2 separate regions of the Homo sapiens genome follow, and region 1 is linked to region 2. The links are chromatin loops, found by intact Hi-C in ENCODE. Cell type or tissue: ascending aorta. All regions are shown on one strand. Links, peaks and the distances in the headings refer to the core of each region. The heading gives the core; the rest is flanking DNA.

What was found. A loop is a pair of places that touch in the nucleus more often than their neighbours do. Peaks named below come from ENCODE experiments on the same cell type or tissue, not always from the same donor. Only the 100,000 strongest peaks of a DNase experiment are listed, where the experiment ranks them.
Region 1: a loop joins it to region 2, with 4 times the contacts of the local background. A loop is called at or near these places in 7 of 110 quality-filtered maps.

Annotation. Positions count from the first base shown.
Region 1 is chr1:115,329,678-115,338,010 of GRCh38, forward strand. The region is part of intron 1 of NGF (nerve growth factor); the gene reads right to left. The region is part of intron 1 of NGF-AS1 (NGF antisense RNA 1); the gene reads left to right. Among named protein-coding and RNA genes, the nearest start is that of NGF, 4.4 kb to the right of the region's middle. In ascending aorta, for the core only: a CTCF peak has its summit at 938; DNase peaks (open chromatin) are centred at 1,014, 3,654 and 8,110; H3K4me3 peaks cover 2,427 bases; H3K27ac peaks cover 8,000 bases.
Region 2 is chr1:115,180,214-115,188,546 of GRCh38, forward strand. No RefSeq gene overlaps it. Among named protein-coding and RNA genes, the nearest start is that of LINC01765, 85 kb to the left of the region's middle. RefSeq lists an enhancer at 1-246. In ascending aorta, for the core only: no CTCF peak of the experiment used is centred there; DNase peaks (open chromatin) are centred at 4,418 and 4,888; H3K4me3 peaks cover 1,888 bases; H3K27ac peaks cover 5,549 bases.

The DNA of each region.
Region 1 (8,333 bases), core at 120-8,119, 150 kb after region 2:
CCCTAATGAGAGTTGCACACTAAGTTGATTTCACAACCTGTATTTTGTTTTCTTTTTTCTTTCTTTCTTTTTTTTTTTTTTTTTTTTTGGAGGCAGGGTCTCACTTATCTTGCCCAGGCTAGAGTGCAGTGGCATGATCATGGCTCACTGCAGCCTCAACCTTCTGGGCTCAAGTGATTCTCCCACCTTAATCTGCTTAGTAGCTAGGACTTACAGGTGTATGTCACCATGCCTGGCTAATTTTTTTATTTTTATTTTTGTACAGATGGGGTCTCACTTTGTTGCTCAGGATGGCCTTAAACTCCTGTCCTCAAGTGATCCTCCCGCCTCAGCCCCCTAAGTGCTGGGATTACAGGCATGGGCCACACACCCGGCCTTCAACTTGTAAAAACATTTTCTGTTCTCTGCTCTATGGCAGTTGATTAGAAGTGTCCTTGAACTCCTGCTTGATCTTAGTGGATGCTGGGCAGCATCTCGCTTCTGAGGCATGCAGCTAATTGTGTACTCTGGACCATCCCTCTGGCAAGAGGACATCATTAATAAAATATTTCAGAAATTACAAATATCTGACAAAGCCATTTGCTTGGAAAAGAGTCAGTCCAGGAAACCATCCAGAATATATAATCACTCATCTCAGGCACTGACTGCTAATATTTTAGGCAATTGATGTATGCTTTAGCAAAAGAAACTATTTTCTCTGTTTTCAGAACCTAAAGAAGTCATCTGTTCTGAAAGGCTACACACAGTCGCCATCTAACAATAAATGGTAAAAGAAAAGAAACATGCAAGGTGTTGTGGTGACTCTATCAATCCACCCTCCAGAGTAGTGCTGTCTTTCTCAATTTGGGGTGAATACAACCAGGATCTGAAATTAGATTGCTTTTCAGAGGAGCATGTACATCTCCACCCTGGTTTGGGATTTCAGGGATGATTTTGTTTCAGCAGCTAGGGGCAGTGGCAGGTTGGTTGAATCACATTTAGGTCATGGAAAGTGAAGTCTGATCAGGTGGCTCAGCTCGAGTCAGCCCTGATGGGCTGTGGACTCGGTGACTTCACTCCAAGCAATGTGCACGCTAATTGAGAAAACATGTTCCTGTGATGGCCTCATGCAAAAATCCAGATTTACGAATTTTTTTTATTCCTAAGAATTCCTTAAATATTTGCCGTGCGTGTCTATACAGCCTCCTGGAGTACTTCTCCTTACTGAGTAGGGTTGTGATTTCTGCTGTGGCCCAGGTCAGGCTTTTAAAGGGTGGGATTCTGACAAAGGGCAACTGGGCAAGCAGCCACAGGCCTCGGGGAGAAGCAAGAAGAGGGCAGCAGAGGAGAAAAATAACCCAGACCTCCTGTGCTTTTCCTGGGGCAGAAAAAGCAATTCAAAATCCTTGAAAAGCAATTGTCTGCAATGTCAATGAGGGGGTCCACATCGGGAAGGGGCCTCAGCTTACTGGGCATTGGCTATATTCCAGACTCTGAGGTAAGAACTTTCCAGCACTCTCTCCTTTCCCCTTCACAATTGCCCTCAAAAATCAGTTGGCATCATGATTCCCTTTTACAGATGAAGAAACTGAGGCTTACAGGGGTTAAGTAATGTGCTCACAGAGCTAATGAGAAGTGAACTTGGACCTAAATCCAGTTCTATCTGTGTGCCAGGACTCCTGTAAAATCCTACCTGCCTATGGGACAGCCCCTCACTGCCCTCCGAGGAGCCTCCCTGAAAGCCTTCTTGACATCCAGACCTGTCCCTCTTGGAGGTCATATATTCACAGAATTAGTACTTCCACTAGTTCCAGTTTTGATACTGCTTGCAATTGCTCCATGTGTTAATTCACATAAGAAGATTAAAAAGCCTGCAGACAAATTTTGTTTGGTCTGTACCCATGTGTGGAAAGTGAAGAAATTTCAGAGTTTTGGCTTTTCAGTCTCAAAGTTTTGGCTTTTCTTGAAAAGTTCTTGAAGAGATCTGTATTGGACCTATAATCCTTTACAGCAATGGTTGGCCTGTCCCTTAACAATGAGGCATAGCCTCTCTAGTTTTTCACAGCCCCAGCAATCTCTGGCCTCAGCTCATTTATATTCTCTCATGAGCCACTAAGCCTTTTAGTTATGACTCCTGAGCAAGCTCCTTGGGGCAGGATCATGATTTATATTTATTTTGAGTCCCCAGAGTGCCCAGTGTCCCAGGTAGCATATTAATAAGGATGCTAATTGAGAGAAGAAAATCTATCCAGTAGCCTCATACATGGTGGGCCCCCTCCCCTGTGGGGCGAGGACAATCTTCCCCTTTAACCACAGGTTCTATGTAATTCAGCAACAGCTGCTTAACCCTTGGCTCTTGGTCTGGGAGAGCAGAAATGCCCCACTGCCATAGCAAAATTCACTTTCTCTTTCTTTTCTTGTAAACTTGAAGAATTCCTAAGACATTTAAAATCCTAAAGACACAGAGGAGTTGTTACGTGGAGTAAGGAAGCAAAACATTCTTAAAGCTGCAAGCAAACATGGTCATTCTCAAGAAATGCCTTATTTAGAGAGCATTGCATAACATTTCTGAAATAAGAGTCTGAGGAGAAGTTTGCCTCTGAAAGAAAATTACAGGAGAACCTCCGTGAGTCTTCTCTTACCCAGACATTACAAGGCGAAGATAAATCGCAAGATGAAATGTTTGGTTAAAATTCTATCAAAATGAGAATGTTAACTACAGAAGGTCAAAATATCAGTGAGTAAATTCCTAGAGAAGTCTTCAATGCAACCAAAAAGATTTCTCCTCCCAAAACAGAAAAGCTATATATGCACAGATACATTAAAAACATACAAAAAAGATGTTATCCTACCTGAAATTAAAAAAAAACAACTATGAAGTGGGGGCTCCCCTCAGATCAGCCCTTCCAAGGGAGAACGTGAGGGGAGGAAGCTCATGTTCGTTGGTGCCCCCCTCATGCCAGGCCTGTGCTGCTGTTTTGCCTATGCCTTCCCACTTAATGTGCACAACAGCCAGATGACAGCATAGCTACTACTAATATCTTTGTCTTACAGATGAGAAAACTTAGGGACAGGAGAGGCCCTCCTATGTCTCCACTTTCCTGGAGTACCCCGTCCTTCCCCCTGCTTATCTAGTCCAGCACCTCTCAGGCAGCTAGAAACAGTGTGACTTCTTTTTCTGAAAGTGTTCTCCATAATCCAAAGGGAGCCTGTCCCACTTGGCATCACTCATACACAATGGGGGTTCAATACATATCCATAGTGATGAGGCAGTACCTCAATCGTTGACCTCTCAGCCAGGTCTGCTCAGATCCAAAAATGGGTTGGCATTTCACTAGACTGAGCAAGTGAGACATGCAAGTCACTCCATTACTAATGAGGGTTGTAATCCATCTGTAATGATGAAGAACTGAAGTCAGGACAGTCTCCCCCACCCCCTAACCTGGGCAAGGGCTGAGCTCTTGAGACCATCCTCCCTGGGCTCACTTAGCAACTGCACACAGAGGGGAGGTGACCTATACCACCAACTCTGACTACTGAAGGAGCAGCCAAAGGAAATGGGAAAATCAGCCCATCTGTACTGACAACAAATACTTCGTGGTTATTGGGAAACTGTTCCTGTAGTAGTGGATTGAAATTGCCCAATGTGGAAGGGCTTCTGTGTGAAACTTGGGTGGTTCATTCCCACTGATTTCATAGCCAGCTTCTTTCATTCGCAGGGCTCTCCACCTGCAGAAGCCACCACAGGCGGTGCCAAAAGTGCCAAAACATCTCAATCTGCTTAGCCCAGTGGTGGATTTTCAGGGAAATCCTGACTGTCTGACTCTGACTAATAGTACTACTAAAAAAAAAAAAAAAAAAAAAAAGACTTCCCGCACGTGAATGCGTTGGCTACAGTCTTAGGCAATTCAAAAGCATTGTTGCTAGTTCCACCTGACAGATTTCATCATCAGATCAACCTCATTTGGGGAGGGAGCTCCTTAAGACTTTCTTTCTTTCTCTTTCTTTCTTTCTTTCTTTCTTTCTTTCTTTCTTTCTTTCTTTCTTTCTTTCTTTCTTTTCTTTCTTTCCTTCTTTCTTTCTTTCTTCCTTCCTCCCTCCCCCCTCTCTCTCTTTCTTCATTCCTTCCTTTCTTTTCTTTCTTTCTTTCTCTTTTTCTTTCTTTCTCTCTTCTCTCTCTCTTTCTTTTCTTTTCTTTCTTTTTTTTCCCTCATTTGAAATCAGCGCCAAGCTCTGCAGTTCCTTTTCACTCCTACTTGTAATGAGTTGGGCATGAGTAGAAAGCATGTGTTCCTATAATACCCTCCTACCCTCTGAAGACATTATTCATTTTAACCCTAGGTACTATAAATAAACAAATAGTTCTATTTTCTGTCCCCCAATGAGACCTTGAAGCAGAGGTGAGAATAATGAGCTATTCTACTTGAGAATAAACCCAGTGCCACAAGCACCATCCCTCGAGTGTAGTGTTGCTAGCCTACTTTTTTTCAAGGAAATGTCACGTTATCAATTCTCATTTATTTTCACAGCTTGGGCACAGTTGTATTAATTCGATGTCAATGTGCACTCATGTTGTATTAAGTGCGGTCAGTGTTGGGGGCTTCTGCTTCAGGGAAGGAACCTCCTGATGCCAGAGTGTGATCCACTTAGCAAAGGAGGGAAGGATTTCCTCCCAGTGCTGCAGACTCCACAGGCATGCAGTCTGCCTGTGTTTTTAATAACATATGGCAGAGTAGGAAGCTGCCATGCTCTAATAGCACCTGTCCCTTCACCTTACTCTTTCTGATTTTCTTTTCCCATGGGTCATTTGTAGTCCACTTCACTCACAAAAGGCAAAGGATGACACTTGGTGGGACTACAGCACTGAGGTCCCTGCCGATGGTGGCCTAGAGTCTGATTTGCTGGCTCTTGGAGGATGAAGCCCAGGAATTGACTTCTGGAGCCCCAGTTTGATGATTAACCACAGAAACCCCAACAATAGGGCCCTTATTGGTAATTTCCAAAAGACTTCTCAACTGGGAGCAGCATTATCTTTGAATACACTTAGCCCTTTATGAGGGGCATTTGAGGTTGTCACTATGACTTCTGACATTTAGGAGGTGAGGCAGGAATACTAAACTATCTGCACTGTGCAGATTGGTCACACTTAACCAAGAATTGTCCCAAAATGCTGACAGCTCCATTCAGAAACAATATAAATCCAATATACTTGCCTAATGAGTTGGGAAAGTGAGGCCTGAGAAGCTTAGCGACTTGCTCAAGGTCACAAAGCTACTTCCCTTCCTTTCTCACAAGTGAGGAAACTGTAACAGGAAGTTTACCCAAAATATAGGAGAAGAATATCAAGGGATCATCCTAACATTTTAATCTGATTCCTACTGTGTCCTAGTCTGAGGCCTCAAAAGCATGTAAAGTAGCCCAGAGAGGAGCAATGAAAACATCACGAACCACCAGAAAGTCTTCTCCATTGCATGTTTTCATTCTTCTGGTCTTCACTAAACTTTGTGGCTGAAGGTTTATTCTCCTCGGCTCAAATAGTGACGTTTCTATGCTTCTGCACAGCCTAATAAAAGACCGAGGACCCCAAAGCCTCAGTTTCTCCATTCACATATCAGCCTCAGGATCATCCTGGCCTTACTGCTATTTGGAGTTAGGATCTTAACTATTTTCCCACTGTTATCAAGCGATGTCTCATGGGAATGGATTGGGGAAGGGTCTTTCATCCTCATTTATTTACCCAATGCCAGTGTACACTGTTTTCTCAAAATGGTCCACCACAGAAGTGATTTCTCAGAACTGGCTAAGCCTGAGAGCTGATGGTTTGTGAGATCAGCTAGTGAAAGAAACACACAGGAACTCTTTCTGTGTCACAGAAAGGTGTTTTCTGGGAGCATGGGTTGTTTGCACACAGATATCCAGAGATTTTATGCAAGCCGTCAGCAAACCTTCCACTGCTTCCTGAGATCAGAGAATTTGCTGCCAGCAAAGGTCTCTTAAGGCTTGCTCTAGACTCTGAAGTCAGTGAAAGTTCTTACTTGGAAAAGGTAAATGGCTGGGCCTCTGCTCCCAGGTCTGGCACTGACATCTGCTTGGGGATCTGGGCCTTGGCCCTACTCCATGCCCAGTAGAGAAGAGCAGTGGCTGAATCTCTGTGTAGTTTCCCTGCTGCTCTGATGCAGGGTACTGCAGTAAAGCACTCCATCAATGAGCAGCAGGAGTGCTCAGCACTCTTTAAAAAGTAAAGTTGTGTGATTTTTTTCATCAGTTTATTCTCGGTAATGATGAGAAACTTCCCTCGGGCTCCAGCCCTGCCCTGCCCTACCCTACTCTCCCTGCTGATGTCGGCAACCAGGGCCCCCTTCTTGTCCAAGGCACAGATTTCTCCCTGAAAGAGAATGAGAGTGTGAAGCCTCATTCCTTGCTCCCACTGGCCCTTGGGGCAGGAGAGTTGTGGGGTGGGCAATAGGAGAAGGCAAGAACCTCATTCCTTGGTACAGGTTAAAAGTAGGGAAAGAGTCACCAATACCGGGATGACTGCCCTGAGTGGGCCCAGTTCATTTCTCTGGTGGGCCTGGGCTGCTGTTGGAAATGCAGTGGTGCCAGCAGCTGGTTCTAAAATCCTCTGAGGTGCTCCTATACTTCTGTCAAATTAGTGTTCTCATGCCCCAGTGATCTTGGCTTCCCATTTTTGGTGCTTCCTTTTTCCCTTCACCTGCATAAAGATGTTGGGGAAAGAGTGGGGTAGGAGTTTGGCAACATGTGGCATTAACCCTATCCCCCTTCAACAAGAGGAATGTTCACTTTCTGTGTGAGTCAATTCCAGCTAGGCCAGTCTCAGCCCCCAGACCCGCCTGTCTCCTCTGACCCTCTGGAAACACTGCCCATCATGAATTGACATTTGGGTTGCTCAGGTTGACGTATGACTTATTCAACAAAAGAGACCCATCAGGTTTGATACAGCCTTTCTTCTTTCTTCTGTGACTCTGCAGAGGGAGAAAGTTTCAGACATTCAGGAGGAAACTGTAAACACAGGATAAGAAGGGCTGGCAGGGGCCAATGGCTGCTGCCCTTCTGCACTGCCTCGAGAAGGGGAAAGATTCCCTTCCAGCAGACTTAACTGACGGCTTCAAGAGTTTGAGGACCCTGGAGAGAAGTTACTGATGGGGTCTCCACTGTCATTTCTGCATTTGCAGAGTGCAGCTGGCTGTGCATGGATTGGGGAGGAGGGGACTGGCACTGGCAGTGGGTGTGCCCAGAGGATGGAGCCAGAACAATTAATCAAGTGACTTTTCTACAGGATTTCCATTGGCCTTGGATGACAGATGGGGCAGAGGCACCCAGGAGAGCACTATTTTGGTTTCCAGCTGGGAACGTGCACTAAGTTTTCCTTAATACCCACAGCACCCAAAAGGCTTTGCTGTAATACACTTTAATGCATGAAACACTCATAAATTATCCTTCGAACTGTTACAACTTCCAACCTGGAACAACTTGGAAAAACCAGCCTAGCAAGCAGGCTCTTTTTTAATCTCTCAAATCACAAGAGAAGAAAAAGTTCAAGCACGAAACACCTTCCTTAAGAATCTCGAAATTTTTTTTGTTTTGTTTTTGTTTTTTTTTTTTTTTTTTTTTTTTTTTTTTTTTTTTTTAGAAGGAGGTTTGTAATTAGAGGGAGCTAAGCTGCTTGTTTCTGCTGGCTCAAAGTTGCAGCTCCCTGACCCCTGAGTCCTCTCTCCCTCCCCTAGATCCTCCTCGCCTGAACTCAAGGCGCTCCCCGCCCTAACCTTCCACGCCCGCTTCTCCCACACCTGGCAGCAGACAGCTGGAGATGAAGCGTGTGACCCAAGTGGCAGGGCTGAACCTTGGCGACCTCTACCTGAGGTTGTCCAACGCGGCTCCGTGGAGGGCCCCGGTACGCCGGACGGACCCCGGCGTTGGCTCGCAGACTTCCTGCGTTAACCCCCGGGGCCCTCAGTCACGACTCCCAGCCCTTCCGAGACGCGCTGAGGGAACTGCCCCAGGTCTAGCGCGCCCCGTTCCGCTCCTCCCCCTACCTGGGGGCCGCGCAGCACTTTCCCTACTCGGCGCTCACCTCAGCCAGCGCGCTCTGCGCTCCCCCCGCGGTGCTGGCCGCCACTCCTCCCGCCCTGGCGCGCCAGCTGCCGGCGCATCCCTCTCCGCGCCCATTCGCTCTCCCTCACTTGCGCGTTATCCACTTCTAGCCCTCGAGCTAGACCCTGGCATGGCCGTGGGCTTCTGCAGGCGCCAGGGCTGCTCCCTGGACTGCAGGCCATCCTGGGACTAGGGACTCCACGACCAGAACTAACGCTGTTCCCTCGGTCCGACTCGTCCTC
Region 2 (8,333 bases), core at 329-8,328:
CTGCCTGAAGAGAGTAAGTCTGCTTCCTTCCACTACGTGGGTAGTAATGTGGGAGTGTTTTGATAGCTAAAGGGCCGCTTGCGTGTTTGTACTGAGTTTCACACACATGCAGAGGCACCCAGCCCTGCACCAAGACTCCTGGAGATTGTCCATGGACTCACCCTGGGACAACAGTCACCCCATTTAGTGAGCCTGTGTTTTATGTGCAATTTGATGATCATAGTAGCTCTGTGAGATAGAGTTTCATCAGATATTTAATATCAGATTGTATTAACATCATTATTACTTTACAGGTCAGGAAACTTAGGCTCAGAAAAGTTGCCTAAGATCCCACAGCTTTTAAGCTTTTAAGAGGCAGTTCTGTTTCACCCTAAAACCTGCTGCTCTTAATGACTTGTACATATTGTTCCAACCCTAGGGTGAGTTCTCTGCCCTCTTGGGAGCATCCTCATTTTGAGATCAGGGGTTCTTCATCTTTTGACTTTCCAAGACCCCAAACCTCATCGGAGCACAGCAGGTACAGGCTGGCAGCAGAAGGAAGGGACAAGATCTAGATAACAGTGTGTGGGTGCAGATTCAATAAAAGTAGAGAACTCAGTATTGTGGGGGCCGAGTGACCAGGGCTTGTGATGGACTGAAGGATGGATTGCGGCAAGGCTGTGATATAGATATGATTTCTCATCAGGCTCCAAGCCCTTTAATAATATCTCCTCATGGTCCTGGTTTAGTGGGCTACTCTTTTAGATGAGCCCCACCTCTGCTGCCTATTCCAAGAATGTGATGAGAGAAGGGTGCTAGAATTATGATCACATGCTTTTGAGCTGGAGGGGTCTCAGAGCTCATTTAATCCAATTTCCTCAGGTAATAGGCAAAGAAAATGAGAGATAGAGGAGCTTCTGTGACTTTCCTGAAATGGTGGCAAGACCGAGACTGGAACACAGGTCCCTGTTCTACCCAGTGCTCTTTCTCTGACATCACCTCTCAGTACTCTGAACAGGATTACAGGCAGCTTGAGAGTCTATAAATTTGGGATAAAATACAACAAAGCTTTCATCTTACAAGTCCACACAGATGGGCTACTCCTTCCCCATCCTCTGGCCCTCCTCTCCAAGTAACCTATCTCATTATTCCATTCTAGGCCCTTGGGACCCATCCTCCCCCGTCCTTTATTTGTGTAGTCTTATGAAGAATCCGCAGCGTAAGAATTACTTTCTAACAATGGCATCTAAGAGTGGAAAGTTTAACTGTAAGTTTGGCGGGCAGAGCAAGCATTGTATTCATCTGCAGATGGCCTTTCTCTCTCTTTTGGCATTGATAACTGTCAGTTAGTTCCCCTCCACCCCACAAGAACCTGTATTTGGCAGAATAGATATGTCAGCATTCTTGTAAAGTACATTTTTTCTTTGTGAGAGGCCTTGCAAAATGAGTCCTTAGCTTTCTTCCACTGGCTTCAAAGTGTCTCCTCCTGTGAACATGCTTGATTCCCTTTGGACTATGCTGTGATGAGGTGTGATGTTATGGAAAGATTTAGTTCCTAAAGTCAGATAGCTCCTAGGTTGAGTCCTGGCTCCACCGCTTTAATAGTAGTGAGACCTTGGAAAAGATACTTAGCTCCAAATCTTGACTTCCCTACCTGTAATATGGGAACATTGGGGATCACTCAAGAAAAGGTATATGAAGGGGCCTCCCACGTAAGATGGTCTGGATGCCTCCTGGAAAAGATAGCTTTATCTTTAGGAAGCTGAGGAGATTTGGCTGCCAGTTGTTGCCCGAGAAGGGTAAAGACTTTAACTTCAGGTAAACCTCACAGTCATCGCTTTGGTACACACGTATTTGTGTACCATAAATAATAAATAACAAAAAATAATTGTTTTAAATAAAAATTTTTTAAGATAAAAAATATTTTTAAAAATAATATATTTAGATAGATATTTTAAAACAATTATTTAAATATAATGTATTTAAATAATTTAATTTAAATTAAATAATTAAATTATATTTAAATTTATTATTTAAATATTTTTAAAAAATAATTATTTAAAAATATATTTAAATAATTATTTTTAAAAATAATTATTAAAAAATATTTTTTAAATAAAAAATTGTTTAATAAAAAATAATTTTTCTCTTGCTGTTGTCCATGTTATTTTCCTCAGCGGCATCAGGGAGAGTGGTTATCACCTAGGGGAACAGCAGGGCACAGTGTGGGGAAGTGTGGCTCACAGAGTCCTGGTCCTTCCCCCAGCTGCCATTTACCAACCATCTGAGACATTGGGCATGGTATTTAACTTCAGCTTACTCATCCGGAAAGTAATGGGAACACTTACGTGTCATGGGGGTGACTAGAGGATTGATGGGATGGTGCTTGTGGAGCACTTACCGTTCAGGGCCTGGCATATGGTAGGTGTTGCTTACTGAGTTGGCATAATTTCTGAAATCCTTGTTTTGAGGGTATTTCTACATTATTAACGATAAGCAATAGATGCTTACAGGAACCTCCCCTAGGAGGTGATAATTTTCCTGGTTCCTCCAAAGTTTTTCCAATTGGCTGGGTTATGTTTCTGGTTTTGGAACGCAGGCCTTCCTTAGCAGGAGGGTCCCTGGTCTATGTAGCAAGCGTTGCTTATTCTTGGTTCCCTCCACTCTTTTTGGAGGTTGAAGCTTCACAATCTTGAGCCTTGATATGACTTTACAGAGGAGAGTCTGGTAGAGGGTGTGTTGCTCATCTTGGACCCTACTCGGGATAGGAGAGAGAATAGGGTTAATTTTCAAAGTGCCAAAATACCTTTGCATATATTGTTTCCTCTGCCTGGAATGGCCTCGCTTCTTCTGGTAAGTCCCTAATCATCCTTTAAGAGGCTTTTATTTTGGTCAAAGCGTTTTCCAGCCACCCTCAGTAAGTTCCATCACTCCCTCATCTGTGCACCCCTCTATTTAAATTCCTGCCATGTGTGGTCCAGGTGGCTCTGCTGGCTGTCCAGCTTTATCTCTGACCCCCTCAGCTGCCGAATTCTATGCCCCAGTCTTACTGTGTCCTCTTAGTTTCACAGGTGCACTAGGCCTTCCCTTCCCTCTGAGCTTTCATACCTAGTCCCTCTGTGTGTGACACTGGCGCCCTCCTCTGACCCCAATTTCCTTGGCCCCGCAGCCCCATGTGGTGAACTGCTGCCCATCCTCAAAAAAACCAGTTAAACATCCTTCTCCTGGTAAGAAGTCCCTGTGCTCCCAAGCCTGGGGTCTTCTTATGGGCTCCCGTGAAGCCTTCCCACAAACCCCATCACGCTTTGTGTTTTATATCCATCTCCCCAGCTCGACTGTAAGTATCTTGTGGGGAAGGGGCTGTGTATCTTTCTCCCTATTGTATCCCTGAATCTAGTACAGGCCTGTAGCAGCCATTCATCATATTAAAAACCAAAATCGATTTTCATGTTTTCTTCCCCCAAGATTGCAAGGCCCTTATCTGTGTTATCATTAAGTCCAGTGGTTAGCACAGTGCCGGGGGCTTCTTATTAGGGCCAACTTACAGCATGAACTCCTAGGCCCTGTGACAACCAGCTCCGAAGTTACTTTTTCCCGAGCAATCAAATTTCGCTTTTTAGCATCAGAGGAGCAAGAAGCTGGAAGGAGTCCCAGAGCCCCGGCTCCTTTGAGAAGGCTTCAGCTAACTTCCCCTCCCTGGCGGGTGCTCCTGCATGCCTTCCCTCCTTCCTCTCTTCACTTCCACTTATCCCCACTCCCCACCCCCTACCCAGTCAAGCTGTTATTGGCAATGAATGTAATGTTTCTGGGCTTTTCTTCAGGCTGGGACTCACTCTCATTGTGCTTAAGATCATGAATCAGTTTTGTCCATGCTTGGTCCTGCCAGTGTCAGTAAATGATCTTCTAAATCTGGTCATTGCAAACATGACTCTATCCTTTTCATTTGATCAATATGTTGAGCAACTAGGTCAATGGGAGTCGCCCCGTGGATTCCAGGCCCATTTATTAAAAATGTGGAACAATTTAAGTTCTTGCTGCTTCGACTGAAAGTTGTAGAGCACATGTTGTTTCCAGCAGGCTTCAGGGCTGGAAGGTCAAGTTTCAGATGCGATTAATTCAGTGTAAAGGTGAGCCTGCCAGACTTGGAAGAAAGAAAAACTGACAGCTGATTTATGATGTGGCTTTTAAACAAATCACCCCTAAAACCCAGCTCGTTTCATTATGGCAGAGGTTCAATTTGTATTAAAGTGTCATCCTTGGACACTGAGTGCTGCCCCTATAGTCAGCAGCTGGAAGAGAGAAATGGAATTTCAGCGGTTCCAGAAACCCTCTCCACAATGCTTGGCAAAAGAAATACTGGTGCCTTCAGTTCCCTCTCATATCTACTTAATGACAAAATGTACCATTGGCTGCTGGGCATGTGTGTGACTGCACAAAAATAGCTCTGTGAGTCCCCATTCTTGGGGCCAAAGGAGAAACACCTACTCACAAACTGCCCTTTGCTTTTGTGGCCTGGAGGGGTTTCTGGAGGTGAATGAGATTAGGAGTAGTGACAGGTATGGAGATGAAGCTGCTCTATGCTTTTGGGAAGTGACACCTGCCTGGAAATGTTGACGGGGTCCTTTTTTCTAATTAGCATGCTTCAGTTTACTGTGTGCTGTGCAGGAAATAGAAAGCACACGTCAGTGCTGAGGAAAGGAGAGTGTGACTAAAGCCTTCTCTTAGGTTTTGGGGAGGGCCTGATTTCCAGGTATTTCAGTGCTTAATGACAGACTGCCTTTCTGTTCTAAATATGAAATGGAACATTTCGCCACCATCCAGGCACACTGGAGCCTGAGGTGGACCTCCCGCCCTGCTTCTCCCAGTATGGCAGTGTAAGGAGTGGCCCTCAGACAGAGACTAGTTTCACTTTCATAGGTTTGGTCTTCCCATCTCTGTCCCAATAACAATGACTCAGTGGCAGAAAAAGTGGAGTCATTTCTGAATCCCAGACACACTGCCACATGGGCTCCTAGTTAGTGGACAATCCAGGGAGTAGCTGGCGGACCGTGAGGGAGCCAGCTGTGTGGCTAATGTGGGAGGGCGATGCTGAGAGGCAGGGGCTCTGAAAAGCCATGGTGACAGGGGAAGAGAACCTCTCTGTGAGGGGTGTGTGCACATGCCCGTGTAGGTTTTTGGCCAAATAATGCAGGGTAATGAATGCTCTCACATCCTGGGTTTCCAGGCTGTGCTCTGCTCTCTGCTTGGCTTAAGGTAGACATGTAACCGAAGATTGCTCCTAGGATGGGCAGCGCTTACTCTGGGTGTTTGCAGACAAAATGCCTGTTAGCATTTTGTCTGGCTCTGGAGCCCTGAGCCAGAGACGCCAACATCTCTTGGCTGGGCAAGTGGCTTCCTGGACTGTGGAACTGAGTCCATAAAAGGAGAATTTATGAACAAACAAGAAAACCTGTCTCTTTTCTGCAATGTTGAAAAAATACATTTTCAACATGATGTCTTCACTGCTGCTGTTTTCTGGTAAACCAGTCAAATTTAGTAAATATACTATAGTTCCATATACTATATATAGTATATATGCTATATACTATAGTATATAGCTATAGTATACAAATATAGTATATAGTATATAACTATAATATACAACTATACTGTAGTTCCCCACTGAGTCTACAGTGGGGTCACCTCCCACCCCCCTACCCCGACTGCCTCCAGCAAGCTGTTTGTACTTCTCATTTTGCACATATCACATAAAATGCAAAGCTTGGGGGCATTTACATTTGTCTATGTCCTCAGTATGGCTTGATGAAGAGAGTTTGAGCTTTAGAGCCAGACAGACTCAAATTTGAACCAAAATCCAACTTTTCAGTGGCCGTGTGAGCTTGAGAAGTCTAGTGAAATTTTCCTTGTCTGGCTTTCCTTCTCTGTAAGATAGAGCCACTCTTATTTCAGGATGATAGTGAAGATTAAGTGGGGCAATGCATAAACTGTAATTCTACTGCAATGAGAGGCCTGGCAGAGTGTAAGCCTCAGACTTCATATTAGTACCCATCTCTCTCTCCACCTCCAACTAGATGGTCATTCCTTAAAGGCAACATGGTATCATATGCATTTGTATTATCTCTCTTCTTGCCCAACACTTAATCCATTGCCTTGTATCTAGTAGGTACTCAAATAATGAAGGAACACATTTTATTTTAACTTCAAAGTGGAGTGAGAAGTGGACCAAAGGTCAGGTGAAAGGAATGTCTAATTGGACTAAAGCCTCCCTACTTGAAGTGGGGGTCAATGACCATCAGCATCACCGGATAACTAATTAAAAATGCAAAATATCAGGCCCCACCCCACAGCTACTGAACCAGAATCTGCATTTTAACCAGAGAGCCAGGTGATCCATGTGCATGTTGAAGTTTGAGAAGCCCTGGTCTAGAATGTTGTGCCAATAACCAGGTACTAAATAAATAAATGAAGGAGTAAGATTAGGAAGCTAGCAAAATAACTGATTAGAACACTACTGGTTTTATTTAAAAGGAAAAAATCTATTAAATTGAAATATAATACTAAGAATTTCAAGACCAATGGCAATTTTATGCCAATTCTAACAGACGTTGTCCTTGGCTATGATTCCGCAGCTGCAAACGTGGACTCTCTGACTTGTGTTTCCCTCTCCCTCTCTGAGCCTCTGTGAGCTCTTCCCTTCTGTTGCCCTCTGCAGAAGGCCATCTCTACTCCCTAGGTCTGGGAGCTACTTGGGGTCTCCCCAGTGAGCCCATATGCCAGGACGCTCTCAGTTACCATGGCTGCCTTCAAGTGCCCAGTGGGGATCATGCTCTGCTTTCCACAGAACGTGTATTGTTCTTGTTTGGATCACTGCCCTAAATTCAAGCTCATTCAAAAGTGCCTTTGAGAACTTGGCTCTCTCTTGCATCTGTCCTTCAGAGTTGTGTGTACCTGGAGGGCAGCCTGGGGACCATTGCTTCCAGGAAGACGAAGCATCCCTTTGTGTCTGTCTGTCTTCCTTCTGGGTGGGGGTGCGTAACGTTTCCTGCCCTCTTCTTTTGGATTGTTGCTTGGCAAATCATTTCATCAAGTCATCTGCTTGAGCTCTAAACTCTGTGGCCGCCTATAAAAACTGTTTCCCAACGGTGGTAGAAACAAAGGTATGAGCACCTGTGGATTCTATCTCTAAAATATCTCCCAAATGCCTCTGCTCTCTGCCTTGACCACCACCACCTCTCTGGGCCACCACCTTCTCCTGCCTGGATGACAGCAGTACCCTCCTGGCTACATCCCTGCAAGCTGTTCTCCCCATAGTGAGTCAGAGATCTTTTCTTAAACATAAATTGGGGTGTCTTTTTCCTGCAGAAAGCCCCCAGTGTCTCTGCACTCCCCTTAGAATGAGATCCAAACTCCTTCTGGTGGCCTCCAGAGGCTGCTGTGACCAGGACTGTCTGGCTCTGGGGCCCTGTCACCTCTTCCCTGTCTAGTGTGCTCCTCTTCCAGAAGGATTTGCTGCTCTTCCAGCATCTCACACCCACTCAGCTCTTTCTTGCCTCACCTGAGATGTTCCTTCCACAGACAGGCCTTCCTATCACCTAGTCATCTCTCCTCAGCTCCTTCCTTCATTCAGCCATCACTTTTCTAGCTGTGTTATTCATTCATTGGCTTTCTCTTTGTCCATCTCCCCTACTAGACTGTAAGCTCCATGAAGGTGGGAAGGTGCCTGCTGATTCAACAATGTCTGGAATGGGGCCTGGCACATACTAGGTACTCAATAAACACCTGCTGCATTGAATGCATGAGCCTATTGTGTGCTAAGTGTTTTCTGCTGAAATTCCTTTTCCCATATTGATTTTCTTCACTCCTCTGGGTGCCCTCCATCAGGTGGATGGACTTCCTTCATGAGGACTTCCTAACCCACTATAGCCTGGAATCATCTTCTGTCTTAAGATCTACTGTCATCCTATTCATCAACAAATCTCTCACCTCATTAAAATAGCTTTCCCGCTCCTCCCCTGCACACCCACACTCACATGTACACACACCTGTTCTTTCTGTGTTGGCGGGACGTTGTTATTCTTAGGGGGTGGTAAGGAACAGTGGTTAAGTGTCCAGGCTCTGGAGCCAGACTGTCTGGGTTCAAATCTTGGCTCTGTCAATTACTTGTTGGACAGGTGATTTAACCTCTCTTTGCCTCAGTTTTCTCATCTGTAAAGCAGGGGCAATGCTAGAACCTTCCTCACATGGTTGTTGTGAGAATTAAGTGGATTAAAACATATCAAATATATAGAACAGTGCTGGGCACATATTGAGCAGTATAGAAGTACTGGGTATTATTGTTATTTAAATGAGGAAGA